Regions from separate parts of the Homo sapiens genome. Here region 1 is linked to region 2. A link is a loop called in an ENCODE intact Hi-C map of the cell type or tissue named here. Cell type or tissue: endothelial cell of umbilical vein. All regions are shown on one strand. Each heading gives the region's core, and the rest is flanking DNA. Links, peaks and the distances in the headings are about the cores only. Region 1 overlaps ABCA5 (ATP binding cassette subfamily A member 5). Region 2 overlaps MAP2K6 (mitogen-activated protein kinase kinase 6).

Region 1 (10,932 bases), core at 3,282-8,281, 150 kb after region 2:
TTTACTGGGTGACTTAAACAGAGTATTATTTTCTCACAATTCTGATGGCTGCAGTTCTGAGATCAGGGTGCCAGCATGGTGATGGCTGTCTTCCTGGCTTGCAGAAGGCCACCATCTCACTGTGTGCTCATATGACCTCTTCATGTACACTGGCATGCACCCTCTGGTGTCTCTTTATAAATGTACTAATCCCATCATGGGGACCCCACCCTCATGATGCCATCTGATGCAGATTACCTTTCCGAAGTCCCATTTCCAAATACCATCATATGGGAGTTAGGGCTTCAACATACAAATTTGGGGAGGCACAAACATTCAATCCATAACAAAATGTGTTCCATGGTCAAATACATTTAGAAAATATTACTCTTATATTCCCTATATTAAAGAGTTATTCATTAGCATAAAAAACATGAGATGTTCTCTGGTAAAGAAATTCCTTCAACTTTGTTTAACCTCATGTTTCCAAATATTATTTAATTGTGAATATTTTTTAACCTAAATCACTTCTTAACTTATTATGGAACTTGATCAATGCCATATGCTTTTGAAATCTTAGATATAACAATTTAAGAATTTTTTTAAAAAAATTACGGGGTATGTGAAATTTATAAATTGCTGAAGTATGATAATCTAAGCTCTCCAACTGCTTGTTAGGACACTTATTACATGTGATATATAGATATTTTATCAGATAAGTAGCTGCTCTTCAGATAAAAGGGCATTGTAGTATACCTTGCTTTGCCTCCTGAGAGCAGCAGTGGCAATTAATATGATAAAATTGCGATTAGGATGAGATTTCAAAGATATCAGCCATTCAGAGTTTAATTGTATTTTTATTTGCTTCTCTATATCTAAAATATTTTTCTTGTTACGTGAAAAGTAAATGGGGCTGGGTGCAGTGGCTCACACCTGAAATCCCAGCACTTTGGAAGGCTGCAGCAGCTGGATCACTTGAGGCCAGGAGTTTGAGACCAGTCTGGCCAACATGGCAAAACCCTGTCTCTACTAAAAATACAAAAATTAGCCGGGTACAGTGGCACATGCCAGTCGTCCCACCTACTTGGGAGGCTGAGGCATGACAATCGTTTGAACCTGGGAGGCAGAGGTTGCAGTGAGCCGAGATCACACCACTGCACTCCAGCCTGGGTGACAGAGCAAGACTCCATCTCAAAAAAAAAAAAAAAAAAAAAAGTAAATGGTTAAGATAGAGACAGGACAGGAAGTAATTCCTTCAGGAGTAGAGACAAATATTTGAGACATAATGTCTTGTGTTTTAACAGTTATAACTACGTGTTTACATACTCTTAGAAAAATTTAAGGGCATCACTGATCTAAAATACACTTTTATAACTTTTAATTTTGTCGTACAGTATTGGCTTTCTCTCCAGTATTGTCATAAGATCATTTTGGGGAATACGATTTCTTATTTTTTTTTTTCAGTTTTTTTTCTTTGTTTTTTTCAGTGATTATCTTTTAACTATCTAGAGTTTAAATCTATACCAATGTAGGCTGGTCAAGGTGGCTCACACCTGCAATCCCAGCACTTTGGGAGGCTGAGGCAGGCAAGCTCCTTGTTTGAGCTCAGGAGTTTGAGACCAGCCTTGGCAACATGGCGAAACCCCATCTCTATAAAAAATAACAAAAATTAGTTGTGTATGGTGGCGTGTGCCTGTAGTCTCAGCTATTTGGGATGGTGAGGGGAGAAGATTGCTTGAGCCTGGGAGGTGGAGGTTACAGTGAGCTGAGATCATGCCATTACACTCCAGCCTGGGTGACAGAACCAGACCCTGTCTCAAATAAAAACAAAAAAAGTCCATATCAATGTGAAGGGAGAGTTTTAATTGATTTTCATATTAATGTACCTTTGTACCCTGAGCTGTGTTGTTTTTTTTTTCTTTTCAGGTTGCTTCTGCTTTTAATTTTTTTCACAGTTCAGATTTTTATGTTTTTGGTTCATCACTCTTTTAAAAATGCTGTGGTTCCCATCAAACTTGTTCCAGACTTATATTTTCTAAAACCTGGAGACAAACCACATAAATACAAAACAAGTCTGCTTCTTCAAAATTCTGCTGGTGAGAGTGTGTGAAGGTCTGTGAACGAGTGTTGGCATGGAGCATGGGGTTGAGGGGTGGATAAAGGTCTGGATTTTAAAACTATATTTAAGGTAAAGGCATGGTCTGTCTGCATGAAATCTAAATTATAGTTCAATACGTATCTTATTGATGCTGAAGAATATATTACAGTAAATTTTGGTTTACAAATAAATGACAGTTTTGGCCAGGTGCGATGGCTCCCACCTGTAATCCCAGCACTTTGGGAGGCCAAGGCGGGTGGATCACCTGAGGTCAGGGGATCGAGACCATCCTGGCTAACACGGTGAAACCCCGTCTCTACTAAAAATATAAAAATTAGCCAGGCATGGTGGCACGCGCCTGTAGTCTCAGGTACTCGGGAGGCTGAGGCAGGAGAATCGCTTGAACCCGGGAGGCGGAGGTTGCAGTGAGCCGAGATTGCACCACTGCATTCCAGTCTGGGCAACAGAGGGAGACTCTGCCTCAAAATAAATAAATAAATAAATAAATAGTTAAAAAAATTTATACTTTGTATAATAGTAGAATTTCCTTTTTTAATAATAACGTTATTCTTACTAGCATGTTTTATGCTGATAAGTCCATGATGAGCAAAATATACTTCAAAAGTTGAAAAACCCTCTTTACAAAGAGTTGTAGTACATAATATTTATACAGGTATGTGTCTGCATAGAAGTGTTTTAATTCTTCAAGGACAGTCTGAAGAATTAGTTAAAACTAAGAAAAATAAGACTTAAATATAAATATCTCTAATTGAATATATTAGATTTGTAATGGATATTTTTGGCTTTGCTATTAGTATTCTTACCATGTAGTTGTCAAATATGAAAAAAATTTAAACATACAGACTTGAGCAAAGCTCAAAACAAAAAACTGACATAGTGTTCTGATTTTCAAAATATTAAAAGCTAATACAAACTTTATTCATATGTGATCAGTTGTTCCTATAACATCTCCTATTCTGTAGCAGACTCTTTGGGGTTTAACCTTTCTAACACTTCACCTACATTCTAGTATCATTCCTTTTTGATTCACTAATTCAAAAAAGACTTTGCCCAGTATTAAAATAATAAGCATGGCTAGGAATGATTATAAATTAGTATTAAAATAATCACTGTTAAAATCTGGTGCGTGTTATATTACATAACCTTCATTCTTTCTGGTAAAGATGTATTTATTGATGGATAAATGAGTGAGAACATGGAAAATTACCTGGAGCATGGAAAATTAATGGAAAATTACTCGAATGGAAAATGTTAGGTTTTGCAATTTTTTTTCTTTCATTAGGAAATTTCATTATGAATTCTCGTTTTGGTTTTAAAATACATTTTATATTGCTAATATATAATCCTTACACTGTGCTAATCTTGACATTTTTTATATGTGTCCAGGGAATTGTACATGTATCTCAAATATTTCTTTTTTTTTTAAAGGAACTTGGATTCAAATCATATCTTTTTGCTTTGAGTTAATTCTCATTGATCTGCAGAAATTCTAGTATTTTCAGTTTGTCTCTTAATTTTTTATTATTCTTAGAGTTGCTTGCTTATGCATGCCATATTTTCCTAAGCCTTGTGTGTGTTCCAAAATAAAACCACTTTTTTTTGAACCACTGGCCTCTGTGTGTATATATATTGGGTGGTATCTTACCCACCTTGCAGAGCTTTTTGTATCTCTTGTGCTGTGGTTCCTTCACTTATAATGTGTCTCTCTTCTCAGGGTACATAGCTGGTCTTGCAAGTTAGAGATAAGAGATCAGTTAAGGTACTAGGTTGGGAGTAAAGTAGTGTCACCATTCTCTATGACACTGAGATCTAGTGCTGTGTCTGATCCACCCTGCCATACTATTCAGTTACTAGTAATGTTTTGCTTTGTTTGATTTAAATTTCTCTCTAAAGTCACATTTGTCCTTCCCTGAATCCTGATTTTTGTTATGATGGAGGAGAAACTGCATCTATTCGGCAGACATGTTGGTATAGATTTAAATCCCGACAGGATTTAAAATCTTACTCTTGGCTCCAGGTACTTTAGAGAATGTAGAGATGTGATTATGTGTTTGAATATTTTAAGGTAGTTAAGGCAATTGACATGTCTGCCCAGAGCCTACAAAAAATTCTCTAGGGAGTGATGTTACCACACCTATACCTTTCTGAACTTAGCAGGTTATCTTGTTACCTAAAATTGTCAGATAGATTTTTATTCTTATTATTTAACCAAATTTCATGTGTTATAGGTTAACTTTTCAATGTTAATAATAGTTGTAGCAGCAGCAGCAGTGGTGGCAGCAGCAGCAGCAGCAGCTAAAATATGCGCAGTTACTATGTGTCAGGTTCTAAACTCTGTGTATATATTCAGTCATTTAATTCTCAGGATGATCACTCTACCTATAAGGCAGATATACTTATTTTACCCACTTTACAAAAGAGGGAACTTAAGGTCCAGAACATCTAGGTAACTTGCTTGAAGGACGAATAGTTTAATGTTACAACTCAACTTTAAAACCAGGCTGACTGGCTTCAGAGCCAATGTACTTACTTGCGTATTCGCTAATGAAAATAAAATATTTCTCTAAAAATAGAATTATCTTCCCAGTGTTACTAAAAGCCTCGTTTAGACTCATTTTTTATTATTTGCTTATTTTCTAACACCAGACTCAGATATCAGTGATCTTATTAGCTTTTTCACAAGCCAGAACATAATGGTGACGATGATTAATGACAGTGACTATGTATCCGTGGCTCCCCATAGTGCGGCTTTAAATGTGATGCATTCAGAAAAGGTAAGATGAATGCAGTGAATGAATATCCATTTGGGAGTTATGCAAGATTAAAACGTTTCTTCTAAAATTAATTATTTGTTGATTTGACCTTATGAGTTAGAAATTAGATTTTACTTTTGGAAATAACTAGCTGTCTTTATTTATGATATATTTCATTACTTCACAGATGACCAATATATAAAGTTACAGAAATTTAGTTTTTTAAAAAATTATATGCTTGTTTAAAATATTAAAATATCTGTACATTCCAAACCAGATTGTCTTTATCTGTCATTGAGTATTATTTCTGTGAGTTGTTGAAGCAGTTTTTCTGTATGAGAATTAGCTTTGTTGGTGAGAAAAGCTTGGTACATATCAATAATATATCCGCTTATATACAGTATGTAATAAGTGTCTTTTTTTTAATTGTAGGACTATGTTTTTGCAGCTGTTTTCAACAGTACTATGGTTTATTCTTTACCTATATTAGTGAATATCATTAGTAACTACTATCTTTATCATTTAAATGTGACTGAAACCATCCAGATCTGGAGTACCCCATTCTTTCAAGTAAGCCAATGTATATACAGATAAATTTCCATATGCATGTCATATATATAATAACCATTAAAAACTAAGCAAAAATAACAAAATATGTAGAAATTTATCTTGTGAGATCTCTTAGACTTCTTAAAACTCAAGTGAGAAACGGTTTACATTAAGGTTTAGGATTCCCCAGTAGAAGTATGTTTCAGGGTAAAGGAGATTCTGTTTTGGTATTAATATTTGTATAAGGAATAAGTGTGTTCTATATTGATCATAGAATAAAATATAAGATAATTTTTAAATGAATATTTTTTACCTAAAATCCAGGTATTGGGTATTGAAAAAAACTTGAGAAGTCACCCAGGCAACCATTTTTCCTCTAGATAGAACTGTTGGATTGTACATATCAGAATCAAGATTACAGAAAAGTATCCAACATATTTTCTCTTAATCCTTTTGATTTTCATATGCTAAAAAATAAATGGACAAATATCTGTAACAATATTTTCTATCTTCTTCTTTTCATACTTTTAAAAACAGCTTCATTGAAATATAATGCCCAATCAACCTGACCATTATTCAAAGTATACACTTCGGTGTCTTTTATTATGCTTATAGAGTTGTGCAGTCATCACTACAGTCAGTTTTAAATATGCCATCACCCCCCTCCAAAAAAAATAACCCTTATACTCATTAGTAATCACTCATTTCCTCTCATACCCACTCCCAACCCTAGGCAACCACTAATGTACTTTCTGTTTCTATGGATTTCCTTATTTTAGACATTTTATATAAATGGAATCATACAGTATGTAGTCTTTTTTGTCTGCTTTCTTGTACTTAGCATACTGCTTTGAAGATTCATCTGTTTTGTAACACGTATCAGTGCTTCATTTATTTTTACTACCAAATCATATTTCATTGTGTGGAATGTATGGAATGTTTATGTGAAATACTGCATTCTACTTATCTGTTCATCAGTTGATGGCATTTGGGTTATTTCCACCTTTTGGCTATTATGAGTAATGCTTATGAATATTTGAGTAGAAGATTTTGTATGAGCATATGTTTTTATTTCTCTTGGATATATAATTAGGAGTGGAATTGCTAGATCATCTAGTAACTCTATGTTTAACACTTGAAGAACTGCCAAACTGCTTTCCAAAATGGTTGCATCATTTTCCATTTCCAGCAGCAGTGTCTGTGGAGAGGTATCTCATATTATGAAATATTTCAAACGTACAGAAAACGAACCACCTACTATCCAAATATTTCAAATGTTAATATTGCATAATATTTGTTTTTAGTAAAACTTTTAAGACACAGGTGAAAACTCATGTTACCCCTCTCCAATCTTGTTTCCTTCTCTCCTCCGTAGGAGTAACCGCAATTCACAATTTCACAATTTGTAATTCCCATACGTGTTTTTTTGATGTTACTACATATGTCTGTATCCATAACTATTACACAAGATTTTACAACTTACAATTTTCAACAACACTGACATATAATCATACTATATTTCGAAAGAAATACATGGGAGTTTTTGAAGCTAACTATTCATATATAGTCGTATTAATATTTCAAATTTGTTTCTTCATTAGATTCTGTATGATTGGATCCAACTGTAGTCTCATTCATTTCCACTTCTTGCACTACTAGTCTACATATTTGTGGGTTCTTTCTGAGCCTCCACTGTCATATTACGAGAGTTTCAGACAAATTCTGCAATGTCATATGACCTGAACTTTGGAATTGACTTAATTGCTAAATAGGAAAACTCAGAAGGCTAGGTTTCAGCAAGACAGTGATGTACTCTGTCTCTATGTCATCCCATGGAGGGGTGTGCCAGTGCGAGGGTATCTGCTAGGCACTGCGGATTCTATTCCAGTGCAGAGTACCTTCTCTGTCCCACGGGTCTGTATTCTTATAGAACAAGGGGAGGAAACTGACCTTGGTGAGGGTGGCTGATAATATAGTATCCTTGGACTTGGGTAATCTGCATTTGAAGTGCTAGCTGTTTATTGATTGTCTGGGAAAGTTAGCTGACTGCACCTGGATCCCTGGGGAAGCTAACGACATTGGGGCCTGTGGGAGTTAATTCCTCTTCTGCTTGGGAGAAGAAGTTCTAGTTCCATAGGAAGCTGAGCTTGGATATAGCTTTTCCCAATTAAAAAGACAAGAGCAACAAATATCATTCTTAGATATTTATTATTATTTCATAGGACCACTATGGTGGACATACTAACTGCTTTTCAAATACATCATTCATTTTTATGAAATTGTGAAGCGTAATTTATATGCCTGATTATTCTGTGTTGTAGACAGGAAAATGAAAGTAAAATGATTTGCTTAGGATCAGATAGTTATTAATAAGTGGCAGAGTTGGTAATATTGTCCACAACCACCTGTTAATACATCTGCCACTCATTCTTTCATGTAGACTATGCCTGGGTTAGATATTCTAATACATTCTTTCTGAGGTTTTGATTTTTTTTTGATATAAGATATATCCTAAGATATATCTTAAGATATAAAATGATTCTCAGTTCCATTTGTTACTCTGTGGTTGTCTTTCAGGAAATTACTGATATAGTTTTTAAAATTGAGCTGTATTTTCAAGCAGCTTTGCTTGGAATCATTGTTACTGCAATGCCACCTTACTTTGCCATGGAAAATGCAGAGAATCATAAGGTAATGACTCAGTTAAAAATATATAATTTGCTAATAAGAAGTGTCATATAAAAATAACCTATTTGCTTGATTGCAAGGCTTAGTATAATTGTTATTTCAGAAATAAGTAAATGGAATATAAATACATTTATTATAGTTTCTTATTGTAATAAGTGATAATTAATATTTATTATTTGAGACTTGCTACATGCTTTAAAAATTATATTCTCTAATTCTCACAACATTGTGAGGTAAGTTTTTTGTTACTGATTTCTTATAGATCAGGAAATCAAAGATGGGATTGTTCATATGACTTGCTCAGGTTGACTCAACTTGTTTAAATTGTGGATTTGGGAAGTGACTGTGATCTTTATGTTCTTAACTGGCAAACTAACATGCCCGTCCCTTTTATCCTTTAACAGAGGTATTAAGTAGTCAAGGTGCTAAATTCTTATTAATGGAAAAAAAATAGATGAAAGTGATTGTCATCATTAGGGCCTTGGAGAAATTGCTAAGTATACAGAGGTTCTTTGGTATTCTTTCACTTTCTTTTTACGCCTTTCCCTTTTGTTTTCCTTCAGGCATATAGCGATCTTGTACAGTCTTTGGTTGTTCAAAGCCTCCCACTTTTTCACTCTGCTGAGATTATATCTTACTGCTCTAATAAAAATTCTGATCTTCTTCATGGATGATCTTAATTCAGTAAAAACAAATTTGTCTAAATTAATTTACAGACTGTGATGAATAATGAGCTCATTATTTTAATAAATTCTAAAAAAATAAATTGTAGGCCAGGCGTGGTGGACCACGCCTGTAATCCCAGCACTTTGGGAGGCCGAGGTGGGCGGATCACCTGAGGTTGGGAGTTCGAGACTAGCCTGACCAACATGGAGAAACCCCGTCTCTACTAAAAATAGAAAAAAAATTAGGGCGTGGTGGTGCATGCCTGTAATCCCAGCTACTCAGGAGGGTGAGGCAGGAGAATCACTTGAACCCGAGAGGCGGAGATTGCAGTGAGCCGAGATCATGCCATTGCACTCCAGCCTGGGCAACAAGAGCAAAAACTCCATCTCAAAAATAAATAAATAAATAAATAAATAAAATAAATAAATACATTCTAATAAAAATTTTGTTATTTGTTTACTATAAAAGTAACACATATCTCTATTTTTAAAATAATATTCAATTTTTGTTAAATATACTCATTGTAGTAATGTATAAATTATAGAAAAGTATAAGGAATATAGAAATCCATAACCCACTGCACAATAATAAAATTTACTGGACATTTGCATTTTCTTTCTTGTTTCAACTGAAACATTTTTTTTCCAATATAAATTTTTTATTTTTATTTATTTATTTTTTAATTTTTTTATTTATATATATATATATTTTTATTATACTTTAAGTTTTAGGGTACATGTGCACATTGTGCAGGTTAGTTACATATGTATACATGTGCCATGCTGGTGCACTGCACCCACTAACTTATTTTTAATTAAAGTTTCTATTTTGAGATAGTTGTATATTCATGTTTGTTTGTTAGAAATGACAGAGAGATCCTGTGTACTCTTTACATTTTGTCCCAATAATAACATCTCGTAAAATTATAGTACAATGTAACAGGGTATTGGCATTGACACAGTCAAGATACAGAACATTTCTGTCACCAAAAAGATTCCCATTTTTTGCTCTTTCCTAGCCTCTCTGACCTGTGGCAACCACTACTCTGTTCTCTATTTCTGTAATTTTGATAGTTCAAAAATGTAAAATGGCATCACAATAAGTTTTCTTTTGGGATTGGCTTTTTTCAAATAGCATTTTTTTTGAAGTTCATCCTATTTGTATTTATCAATAATCCATTCCTTTTCATTGCTGAGTAATATTCCATGGTATGGATACATCACACTTTCTCTAACCATTTGCCTGTTGAAGAACATTTGGATTGTTTTCCGTTTTTGGCTTTTGTAAAGTTGCTGTGGACATTTGCATACAGGTTTTGTGTAAACATCATTTTCATTTCTCTGAGATAAATGCCCAAGAGTGCAATTGCTGAATTATACATGTTAATTTTATAAGAAATTGCCAAATTATTTTCCAAGATGAGTGTTCCATTTTATGTTATCCCTACCAGCAGTGTGTGAATGACAAAAGTTTGAATTATCCAAAATAATTGCATTTGCCTTAGCTTATGTTTTTATTCTTGTATTAGAATTTACATGTGTCTCATGTTCTCATAATTCATTGAACAGAAAACTTGCCAATTTTGTTCATTTCTCCTCTTCTTAACTAATCTTTATATTTCATGCTTCCTTTATCTCTGTGGACAGCTCTTTCATATAATACCTTCAGTTATTAGGAGTAGATATTTTTATAGATGACAAAAATCAACTAAATAAAATTGTTAGGTATTTGGATTTATGAAATATTTTAGAAATTTCAAATTAAATGAGAACATGAGATAGGAAAACTATGATCATTTGAGTTTACCATTAACAAACTTGTGACGTAAATAACACCTTAGATTTATATGCTATACCAGTGTACACAAAAGGCTTTGAACATTTCAAAAGCTTTCACTTAAGCTGAAAGCCTTATGTAAATCCAAAGGATACTTGGCAATTTATTAGTGTTTTTATTTATGAAAGGTTCATTTTTAAAACTGAGAATTCTTTTTCTGTGTAAACATGTCTTCCCATCTGTTTCCACAGTATTTCAAAAGTAGTAATGTTTTGGCTATTTATTATTTGTATAGCTGTAACCCCAACCGCCATGACACCTTTTGCTTTATTTTAATCTCAGTTTCTTGGCAGCACTACTGTATTCTGATTCTTAAAAATTTTGTTGAAATTGTTACATCTC
Region 2 (10,932 bases), core at 3,011-8,010:
GAAAGGGCAGGTAGTCTGTCCGTTCAAGGACCAGATGGGAAGTCTCTTGTTTTACTTCCTTATTCTCCTGAGAACCACACTGCAAGTTCTGCTATACCAACTTAAGGTCCTTCCTCTACCAACAGACTCCTGATCTTCCCAGGCTGAGTTATGCACCCACCTTCTTTGGTATCCTACTCGTATCTTATACCAGAACTTACGTGCATTTCACACAGAGTATCATTAGTTTGCTGACCATGTTTGCCTGCCATGTTATGGGTTGAACTATGTCCTCCTAAAATTAATATACTGAAGTCCTAACCCTCAGCTAACCCTCAGCATCTCTGAATGGGATCTTACTTGATGACAGATGATGTCATACTGGAGTAGGGCGGGCCCTAACTTTAATATGACTGGCTTCCTTATAAAAAGGGGAAATTTGGATACAGACACAGACAGGCAGAATGCCATGTGAACATGAAGGCAAAGTCTGGGCTATGAGTATACAGGGGAAGAAATGCAGAGATTGCCAGCAAACACCAGAAGCCAGGGAAGAAGCACAAAACAGATTTTTCCTTATGGCCTTCAGAAGGAGCCAGCCCTGCCGCCAACTTGATCTTGGACCTCTGGCCTCCAGAACTGCGAGACAATTAATTTCCGTGGTTTAAGCCACCCAATTTGTGGTACTTTGTTACAGTAGCTCTAGCAAACATAGACATCCCACTAGAATATGAGCTTCTTGAGGGTAGTAAGAGGATTCTGTTCATTTTTGTATCAGTCTAGCACAGAGTGAGGTACAGATAATTTATTTGGTTGTTCTATAATGCTTGTTAAATGCAATCCAGAGACAGCTAGTCCTCTACCTGCCATGTCTTGCTCAACACTGACTAGCTATCCTGTCCTTAGATAGGGTTACATCAAAAAGAAAGAATGAAACTCGGGATGGAAAACAATTATTCCAGACTGAATATATCAAAATTTCTCAATCCCATTCTTAAACCAATTTCAGAATTAAATCTGCATTGTTTTCCTCTACTTTCCTTACAAAAATAGAGGCTCATTCAGGAACAAAGTCCCAAGCAAGAAGACTTTGCAGGCCACTTGAATGAGATGATATGGCTGACAGGTCTTCTACCTGGCTGGGTCATATGTTATCTTTAACCACACAGCAAAGTGAGGCCAAAACTGCCCTGTGGCTTACATGAATCTGAGGAGGGGTGACTCAATTCACCTCCTTCACACTGTACTGACTCTGTTTAAATGGAGTTATTGAGGGAAAGAAGGTGATTAAATGCTAGGTTCACAGAGAAACAGCCCACTGTGAGCCCCAGAGCTATACGTCACTCTGTTTTTGAAACCAAAATAATAAAAGAAAAAATGTATTTAATCTATTAATTGTATTAAATATTTTATCTTTTATCCTGTATTTTTATCTTCCTTTTTATTTTTATATGTTTATCTTTTTATCTCTTAGAACTGTATTTTTCTGAAATTAAAAATAGAAAATAAATTATGAACTCCCTTGCTAATATCCAGTATCATGCTTGAGAAAGTCAATTTGGTAATACGAAGAACTTTCCAGAACACTATTTTACTTGAGGTAAATAAAATGAGAATTCAAAAGTACATTGAACAGGTTTCCTTCTCTTACACTGATTTCAGATGATTCGAGAAAAACAAAAAGAAATGGAAAAGGCAGGTTGGCATGTTAGCAGGTTATAAAAAATGAAAATTACAGCCGTGGCCAAGCTCTGGAAAATATTCCCTGACCCAGCTAGACGTTGATTATTGAACCAACAGCTTGCTTATATAATTACAGTGTGTCTATAAACCTGGTTGATATGATATACTTGTTTAACTATTAACCTCTAGATTTCCTGGAGTTTCCACAATCCAAAAAACACCTAAAAGTATGAGATATGATATATTCCATTTATTCACCTATTGCAATCACAAGCAATAGCTACAGTATTAATCTTGGTAAGAAAAAGGAAGTTCTTAGAAAACACAAGTAAGGTCTCTTAAGCTTCAGATACTTTGCTGGGGCATTTTCTTTTCTTTTTTTTTTTTTAAATCCTTCTAAAGAATTGCTCTATTTTATTGTTCTATTGTGCCACTGGATACTAGAAGTCAAGAGTCCTTCCCGTACCTATGTTGGATCTAATTTCCTCATTGATTCTAAAAATCACATTGATACCTCCACACCTGTCAACACTTTCCTGATCTCTCTCTTATTCATAGGACTTTCCCACTCAATAGTACCTCTTTTAAGCTAATCTAGGATTCCAGTTTAGATTCTACACATTTTTATGCTTTTCTTACCTCCTCCTAGACAATAACCTCCTTAAGGGCTGGAAGGAAAGGAAGAGTGAAGCAAATGTATGTTTATAGAGAGAGTACTATAGCAAAGTACCTCAAATATAAAGTGCACTCATAAATATTTGTTGAATAAATGAATGCCAAGCACTGGCCAAAGCATGTTACATATATGACCTTGCTTAATCTTCATAAAGACCTCGTGAATGAGTGTCAGTCTTTTTATTTAGAAGGTGAAGAAACCGAAGCTAGAGGTTAAGTAGATTTTCCAAGGCCACATGGCTAATCACTGGAAGAGTAAAGTCAAATGCATTTCTGCCTATTTCTACCCAGCATGATGTCTTAAACATAACAATAGATCAAAAATGTATTATTTGAGCCGGGAACAGTGGCACTGGCTGTAATCCCAGCTACACAGGAGGATGTTTGAGCCCAAGAGTTGAGGCCAGACTGGGCCACATAGAAGACCCTGAATGAAAAAAGCAAACAAACAAACAAAAACCTTTGTTGAATTGATCTAAACAAACTCCTTATCCAAGTCCTCTTTTTAGGTATATGCAGAGTTTGTGATTTTTTTTTTTCAAATGGCAAAGGTGTTTCGGGTACAGGAAGGGGTAAATAAACTGTGAAGACTGCCTCGCAAGGTTTACAAATATCACAAAAAGGTTATCTCTACATTTACTTCAAACTAATTTCCATACTCTGAACTATTCTGTTCCCACTGATTCTTCAGATTCTAGCCCTACGCTTACAGCTATCTCCTCTCATCCCATTTGAAATTGGAGGAGGGAGAATAAAGGAAGGGAATAAATAACTTGTCACTCAACAACCAGACCATCTATTTCCGCAGCTTCGACATGGGATCATGAAAAACAACTGAGGCATAGGTATAGCTGTTCTGCTTTGGCTGGAGAGAAAGCCGAGAAAGAATTCATTGGTTTAGGCCGGGTGCGGTGGCTCATGCTTGTAAGCCCAGAACTTTGGGAGGCCGAGGCGGGCGAATCATGAGGTCAGGAGTTCAACACCAGCCTGGCCAACACAGTGAAGCCCCATCTCTACTAAAAATACAAAAAGTAGCTGGGTGTGGTGGTGGGCGCCTGTAATCCCAGCTACTTGGGAGGCTGAGGCAGGAGAATCACTTGAACCCGGGAGGCGGAGGTTGCAGTGAGCTGAGATAGCACCACTGTACTCCAGCCTGGGTGACAGAGCTATACGCCATCTCAGAAAAAAACAAAAAAAAAAAGAATTCATTGCTTTAAAAGGAAATTCATTTCCATCCCCATCTACCTCCTCTGCCACAAAAACAGGCAATTCCAGTTTCCTCCACTCTGTCCAGTACAAGAGGAAAACACTGGAGATGTGGGTTCATTCATCATTTCAAGGAAATTGTTACATTTACATAGAAACAACCAGGAAGAAAAAAAGTCACTAAGCCAAAAAGGGGCTGCAAAATCCCCACACTTAGGTATGCTGCCACACTGGCCACGTTCTTGTTAGTTTTAATACAATTTAACTTAGATGTGTAAGGAAACACACAAGGTTTGAGTCGGCTTAGTTTCTGTGTGATACAACCTACAGAACAGCAAATGGAAGCAATATTTGTTACCTACATTTTAACATAACATTCCTGTATATCCAGACCAGTAACTATCAGTGGGCCAATTGTAATCAGCCTCCTTCAACCAATGGGCAGTTTCTATTTGGAACTCAACCTTAAGAGTCAAAATGAGTCAGACTCTGTACTCTGTGATCAAAAGACATATAAAGGGACATGTCAAAAAGAACCTATAAATAGCTAGACACAGGTCAGCCCTTCTTAATTACCATACTTGGCCCTGGTATGCCCAAATCTATCCAAATTCCTACAGAATACACTCGTTTTTCATTCTTCGACCATGTCTTTGGTGTAATGGATTTCATACCTTTATTTTGGAGTGACGTCTCAAGTGGAGTCGCCAGGAGCTCAGATTCTGAGGTCAGACAGACCTTGGCTAAAACCTCTGCTCTGCCACTATCGGTTTGGTAACTGAGGCAAGTTCTTAACCTCTCCGGCCTCAGTTTGCTGATCTACAAAATGGGATATCACCTCACTGATCCATAGTGAGAGTAAATGATAGAATTCACATTCATCACTAAGCACAGTATCTGGAGCACAGAAAGAATCACAGCAGTGATACCATCTGGGATGGTAGAAATTAGCACTTCTTTGTACGTGACTTAAATTTACATCATTCTGGATGTGGTGAACAAATCTGGGCTCATTCTACCAAAGCTCCTCTGTCTACATGTAGCTTTCACCTCCCTTCATTTTCAGACCCTCTATCAAAACCTTCTCTCCTAAATATACCCAATATCCACGATGTAAGCGACTCTGTGAGCACAAAGAATATTCGTCCTCAAAAGAAAATTGCCCACCCGGGGTTAGGGGGTTAATGTAAGAAAACAGCTCTAAACTTTGCAGGAGATGATAACTGGAAACCTCTCTGGTCCCATGCAGGGAGGCTTTCACGTTGACACAAAAGAAATGATGGAACCTCTGAGCTGGGTCATGATGATAACCAACAAGCCAGGCAATGGTGGTAGCAGGAGAGTTATTTTTGATTTCTTACGTCGGTGCAAAAGTAATTGTGGTTTTTGCCATGAAAAGTGATGATAAAAAACAATATTACTTTTGCACCAACCTAATACTTTCTAAAGAAATGTGGGATCAATAAGGGGAGGATGAAGAGTCTCAGGGAAGAATTAATAAGCAGCTTCTCATCGAAGGGAAGAAAAAAAGGAAAGAAATATAAAGCAAACAGGAAGAACACAACTAAGGGGAAAAGACCCCAGGACGGGCAAAAGGAGACGGGTAACTTAGTTCAGAGGAAATGAGCAATGACCTACAATTCTTATAACTAGGAGAGACACCACTCAGACGTTTCCTGTGGGCTGGGCCCAAGAGGTCTCTGGCTGAGCAGCAGAGCAGTAGTTATCCAGGTTAACAACTTCCAATTAAAGCCAGAGAGGAATGTTTCTGGGAGCTCTGTCATGAAGAGACCCCAGTATTCGATGGAATAAAGTCATAAAGGAAAGGGTCAACAAACATTTTCTGCAAGGGACCAGATAGCAAATATTTTTGGCTTTGTGGGACATAGGGGCTCTGGCGCAACTACTCAACTCGACAGCTGTCGAGCAAAGAGCAGCCATGGAAAACATATAAATGAATGACCATAGCTGTGTTCCAATAAAACTTTGTTTGTCGATGCTGAATTTGAATTTCGTATCATTTTCATGTGTCATGAAACATTGATTTTGATTTTTTTTCAATCATTTAAAAATGGGAAAACCATCTTCGCTCACGGGCTATACTTAAAAACAGCTGAGGCTTGGCCGGGCACGATGGCTCACGCCTGTAATCCCAGCACTTTGGGAGGCCGAGGAGGACGGATCACAAGGTCAAGAGATCGAGATCATCCTGGCCAACATGGTGAAACCCCGTCTCTACTAAAAATACAAAAAATTAGCTGGGCGTGGTGGTGCACACCTGTAATCCCAGCTACTCGGGAGGCTGAGGCAGGAGGATCGCTTGAACCCAGGAGGTGGCGATTGCAGTGAGCCAAGATCGCGCCATTGCACTCCCAGTTGGGCAACAAGAGCGCAACTCCATCTCAAACAAACAAACAAACAAACAAACAAAAACAACAGCTGAAGCTAGATTTGGCCCAGGAGCTGCAGTTTGCTGCACAGGCCCACCAGTCAGACATCCATCCTGCCTCTGCCACTGACTCGCTATCCAGCCATGGGCAAATTGGTTAACAACAATTGATTTCCTCACTCGTAAATTAAGGATAATAACACCAACTTTGTCCATAGTGTTTATGGGACATCCTAAAGCATACTATATGAAAAGTAACTGGCTTAGGGTAAGTGATGATGACAACAGCCTTGGGAGTGGTACAGGGAGGGGTTGTGATCAGCAGCTCCACCTGGGGCTAATGGTCTGTCCAAAGAAGACTAATCTCAAGAATCTGACTTAAGAAGGGATGTACAGACCAGAAAGTAAAACAGATGACAGGGATGCTGCAAATGCTTATTTAATGCTTCAACTCAGACTGGAGTTGACTAAATTACGATGATTTGGCCAGGCGTGGTGGCTCATACCTGTAATCCCAGTGCTTCGGGAGGCCGAGGTGGGTGGATCACCTGAGGTCAGGAGTTTGAGACCAGCCTGGCCAACATGATGAATCCCTGTCTCTACTAAAAATACAAAAATTAGCCTGGTATGGTGGCAGGCACCTGTAATCCCAGCTACTCGGGAGGCTGAGGCAGGAGAATTGCTTGAAACTGGGAATCAGAGGTTTCAGTGAGCTGAGGTTGCACCACTGCACTCCAGTCTGGGTGACAGAGCAAGACCCCATCTCAAAAAAAAAAAAAAAAAAAAAAAAATTACGATGATTTCTGATAGACTTCATTGTATGGGGATTATAACCTGAATATCCTCCTCAACTCAGAAAGAGGGAGATTATGGACTACATACTGAACCGCATGGGCCAACTCAGGAAGACCATCAAAGGAGACAGAGTGGGGTACAAGCCAGGGAGGAAGGGGCTGGGCAGAGGCAGTGGAGGTGGTCAAGGAGGAAGTGAAGAATCATTTCACTGGGAGGTGATCCTTGCGAAGTTCCCTGTTTTGTTAGAGGGCAGCCAGCTGTTAAAAACACTGTCTCTGGGCCGGGCGTGGTGGCTCACACCTGTAATCCCAGCACTTTGGGAGGCCGAGGCGGGTGGATCACGAGGTCAGGAGATCGAGACCATCCTGGCTAACACGGTGAAATCCCATCTCTACTAAAAATACAAAAAAAATTAGCCGGGCATGGTGGCGGCAGGCACCTGTAATCCCAGCTACTCCGGAGGCTGAGGCAGGAGAATGGCGTGAACCCAGGAGGCGGAGGTTGCAGTAAGCTGAGATCGCACCACTGCACTCCAGCCTGGGTGACAGAGCGAGACTCTGTCTCAAAAAAAAAAAACAAAAAACAACAACAAAAAAAGGATTGTCTCTGACAATCCTTCAGAAGCCTCATAGACTTAAAAACCAGCTCCTAAAACCAGCACAGGATGCAGAAATCACTTCAATTCTATTGGATGGGATTCTTCGGACAATTCATCTTCTCATATTTTTTAAAAAGAAAGTTAGCAGAGAATTGTGCAACCTTTAAATCTGTTCAGAAGGCTTAGGTAGGAGAAATGACACTTCGCCAGCCATTATAAGTTGCTTTTCATGCTGTTCTTGCAACTTCCAAATAATTAAGCAAATACATAATGGGAATATCAGTGCAAACAAAGAAGAAGCACAAGAAGAAAATTGCATTGTAATTTAATTACCCGAAATCTTTCATAAAACTTAGGAGCAAATGAGAGCTTATCCCTACTGATGAAAAATACTTTCATTGTCAGACATTTTTTGAGCACCTATTATTTATAAGGACAATGCTATAAGAGTCAGAGATGTAAAGATATATAAGAAAAGGTTTAGTTACCCAGCAAGGGCTTTCAAACAAGACAGTCCATAAAAGGCAAACAACCATTACAGTGGTTAAAACTTGCAGCTGTACTATGTAGGCACTGGGAATCAAAATGAGAGCATTTGCAAAATATCCTTTGGCAGAGAACTGGTAAGAAACCCCACCACCATGATTCACATGTCACCATTTCTTGGACACAGAAAAATAACCCCTGCTCATTATACCATCAGCTCCCCCTTGCCAGACTGCTCCCAACAAAAACAAGCAAAGCTAAAAATGTGAAATATACTAAAGATTCTGAAGAAAAAAAAATTTTATAAATGTGGATTATTAGTGTTCACGTGTGGTTTAGTGAAAAGAACTTACGGACAGAGAATCTGTAGATCTGACTTCTCCCTGTGACTCCACTCTACTGTCTTCAGGAAAGTCACTCACTTCCAAGGCCTCAGTTAGCTTATGTGTAAAATGAAGTGATTGGACTATAAAACTTTCATAGCTCTAAATTCTATCACTTAATATCAGGATGCATAAATAGGCGCATTTATTAAGGCTATGTTAAGGATATGTTAAATCTGATTGACTTATATGACTTGTGAGGTCATTAAAATTGATTCTTAACAAGAATCTTAAAGATTCTAGACTTAATTATTTTAACAAATGTAGGAAATTTAAGTCAACCACCTTTTGTGATTAGGCATTGCACAGGAAGCTAAAAAAAATTAGATTAAATTTCTCTGCAACAATGCATATAACACAACCAGGTGCTATGTAAGAATTATTTATAAACCTAAAGAAAAACTAATTTTGCCTGAAAAGATAACTGAAAATGCAGGAATGCCCAAAAGTAAGCTATTTCTCAGACTGGAATTTAATCAGATCACTACATTTTTCTTATTATTTTCATATAGGTCTGGATAGCTATAGACTATATAAATAAAATGAGTTTATAAAATATGTGATAGCAGCTTAAGACATTAGGTTAAAATTAAAATTAGAACTCATCAAGGAATTAAATTGTTTAGATACACAGAACCCAACTATCAATCCAGGATTACCTAACCTCTACAATATTGCTATTTTCTGGCTAACTTTGAAAATAATTTGATCCCCAAATTAATTAATTTTTTTTTTTTTTTGAGATGAAGTCTGGCTCTGTCACCCAGGCTACAGTGCAGTGGCACAATCTCTGCTCATTGCAACCTCCACCTCCCAGGTTCAAGCGATTCTCCCAAGAAGCTGGGATTACAGGTGTGCACCACCACGCCTGACTAATTTTTGTATTTTTAGTGGAGGCAGGGTTTCACTATGTTGGCCAGGCTGGTCTTGAACTCCTGACCTCAGGTGATCCACTTGCCTCGGCCTCCCAAAGTGGGGTTACAGGCATGAGCCACCATGCCTGGCCACCCAAATTAAAATTTTAAGGATATATTTCATGAGAAAAAAAGAAATTTGGGCACATGAAACACAAATGTCAAAAAAACTGAAAAATGCAACTGCCTTATCACTAATAATATTAGAGTAGAATATTAATAGCTTTCATCAAACTGCCAAAGATTTTTTCAAATTGTTATACCCAGGATGAAGAAAGGTACCATCTTCCTGAAGAGCAATTTACTTGGCAATATGTACCATTATGCTTGAAAGGACAGAATGGGCACGTCTAAATATTATTGGTAGAAATGAGAATTAGTGTTACCTCTATGAAGGGCAATTTAGCAATATATCTATACATGCCCTTTGACCCAGGACTTCCACCTCTAGGAATCATCCTAAAGAAATAATTGGGCAAATGTATAAAGATGTATGTTCCAGGTATTCCTTACAGTACTGTGTATAGCTGTGCAAAAAAATGGAAACTGTTTGAAAACTCAATATGACATTAAGTAAATGGCTACATTCTTACAAATTAAAATTCACGGTTGTTAAAAAATAGGTAACCTTATGTGTACTACTACAGAAAGATATCCAAGATATATGGTAGAGTATAAAAAAGCAAGTTACAAAATACAATATATAGTGTGTAAAATAACATGTACATACAAATATGGAGATAGTACCCAAAAAACTAACAGTAATTAGCTCTGGGTGGTATGACTTTGAGTGAGTTTTATATTCTTATTGTGAATTTATCTTTGGTTTGAATTTTTTGATTAGCATATGTCATTTTTTTTTTGCAATAATAAAAAGCTATTTTCAGAAGGAAGAAAAGAGAATGGAGAGTGAAGAAGAACTGGACATTCAAAGCCTGTGGTTTTGCTCCCTGGAATTTAATCTAAGGGCATAGTATGCATGATAATGTAGGAACTGGTATGATCATCACGGAAATATTCACAATAGTGAAAGTTAATAAACATTAAGATTCTATTTAAATAAATACAATGGAAGAGGATACTATGAATGTAGAAATATATAAACTTGGGAATATTTTGCCATATATTGGTAAGTGAAACAAGAGGGAACGAAATAGACTTAGTTTTACACACATTTTGGATGCTTCATACACATAGATAGAAAAAAAAAGTCCAAGAGAATAAATGCCAAAGTGTAGACTGCAGTAACTAGTCATTCTTATTTTTCCTTTTCTATGAAATGTTTCTATAATGAACAAGGGTTATTTATGAAATTTCTTTTAAGTTTTAAAAATATTCCTTGTAGATCTTTCAGATTTTAAAATACTGGGGAGTCATTAAAGTAACACTAATCTGAAAAACAAAGACAAGAGAATCTCAACTCTTTTCTCCAACATTAAATTTACCAACCAGAGACCCCTGAAGCCCCCTACAGTTAACAGGCCGCATGCTCTAAAGAACTGAATGCAATGCTAATACAAAGCAAGCTCAGGAAACCCAAGCTACCTATTCTGATTTTGTGTCCTGAGATGTACGGGGTTATAAAACATACTGGCTCAGATTACAGGCTAAGCATGACAAGTCCGTCTGGTACAACCTAACAAAGGAATTTATAGAGAACAAGAAATTTACACATTTCATTTCCCAAGGGTGGAATGAATTACAGAAGCAAAGAACCCCAGTAGAGTTAAGACCTTTCCTACCACTCTGCTATATGCTTCTGAATTGTGCCTCATAGGCATTTCTTACATGATTTACTTATTGCTCTCTAAAACTAAAATAAAC

The links. Hi-C counts contacts between places; a loop is a spot of excess contacts. Peaks named below come from ENCODE experiments on the same cell type or tissue, not always from the same donor. Only the 100,000 strongest peaks of a DNase experiment are listed, where the experiment ranks them.
Region 1: it touches region 2 in a loop (9-fold over the local background); 1 of 110 quality-filtered maps calls a loop at or near these places.

The regions. Positions count from the first base shown.
Region 1 is chr17:69,265,102-69,276,033 of GRCh38, reverse strand. ABCA5 (ATP binding cassette subfamily A member 5) reads left to right here. Exons shown (of 39, transcript NM_172232.4): 20 at 1,906-2,075; 21 at 4,745-4,872; 22 at 5,284-5,421; 23 at 7,978-8,091. Among named protein-coding and RNA genes, the nearest start is that of PRO1804, 36 kb to the right of the region's middle. In endothelial cell of umbilical vein, for the core only: no CTCF peak of the experiment used is centred there; a DNase peak (open chromatin) is centred at 6,263; H3K27ac peaks cover 2,439 bases.
Region 2 is chr17:69,417,916-69,428,847 of GRCh38, reverse strand. The region is part of intron 1 of MAP2K6 (mitogen-activated protein kinase kinase 6); the gene reads right to left. Among named protein-coding and RNA genes, the nearest start is that of MAP2K6, 8.7 kb to the right of the region's middle. RefSeq lists a silencer at 2,546-2,840. In endothelial cell of umbilical vein, for the core only: no CTCF peak of the experiment used is centred there; a DNase peak (open chromatin) is centred at 5,167; H3K27ac peaks cover 2,647 bases.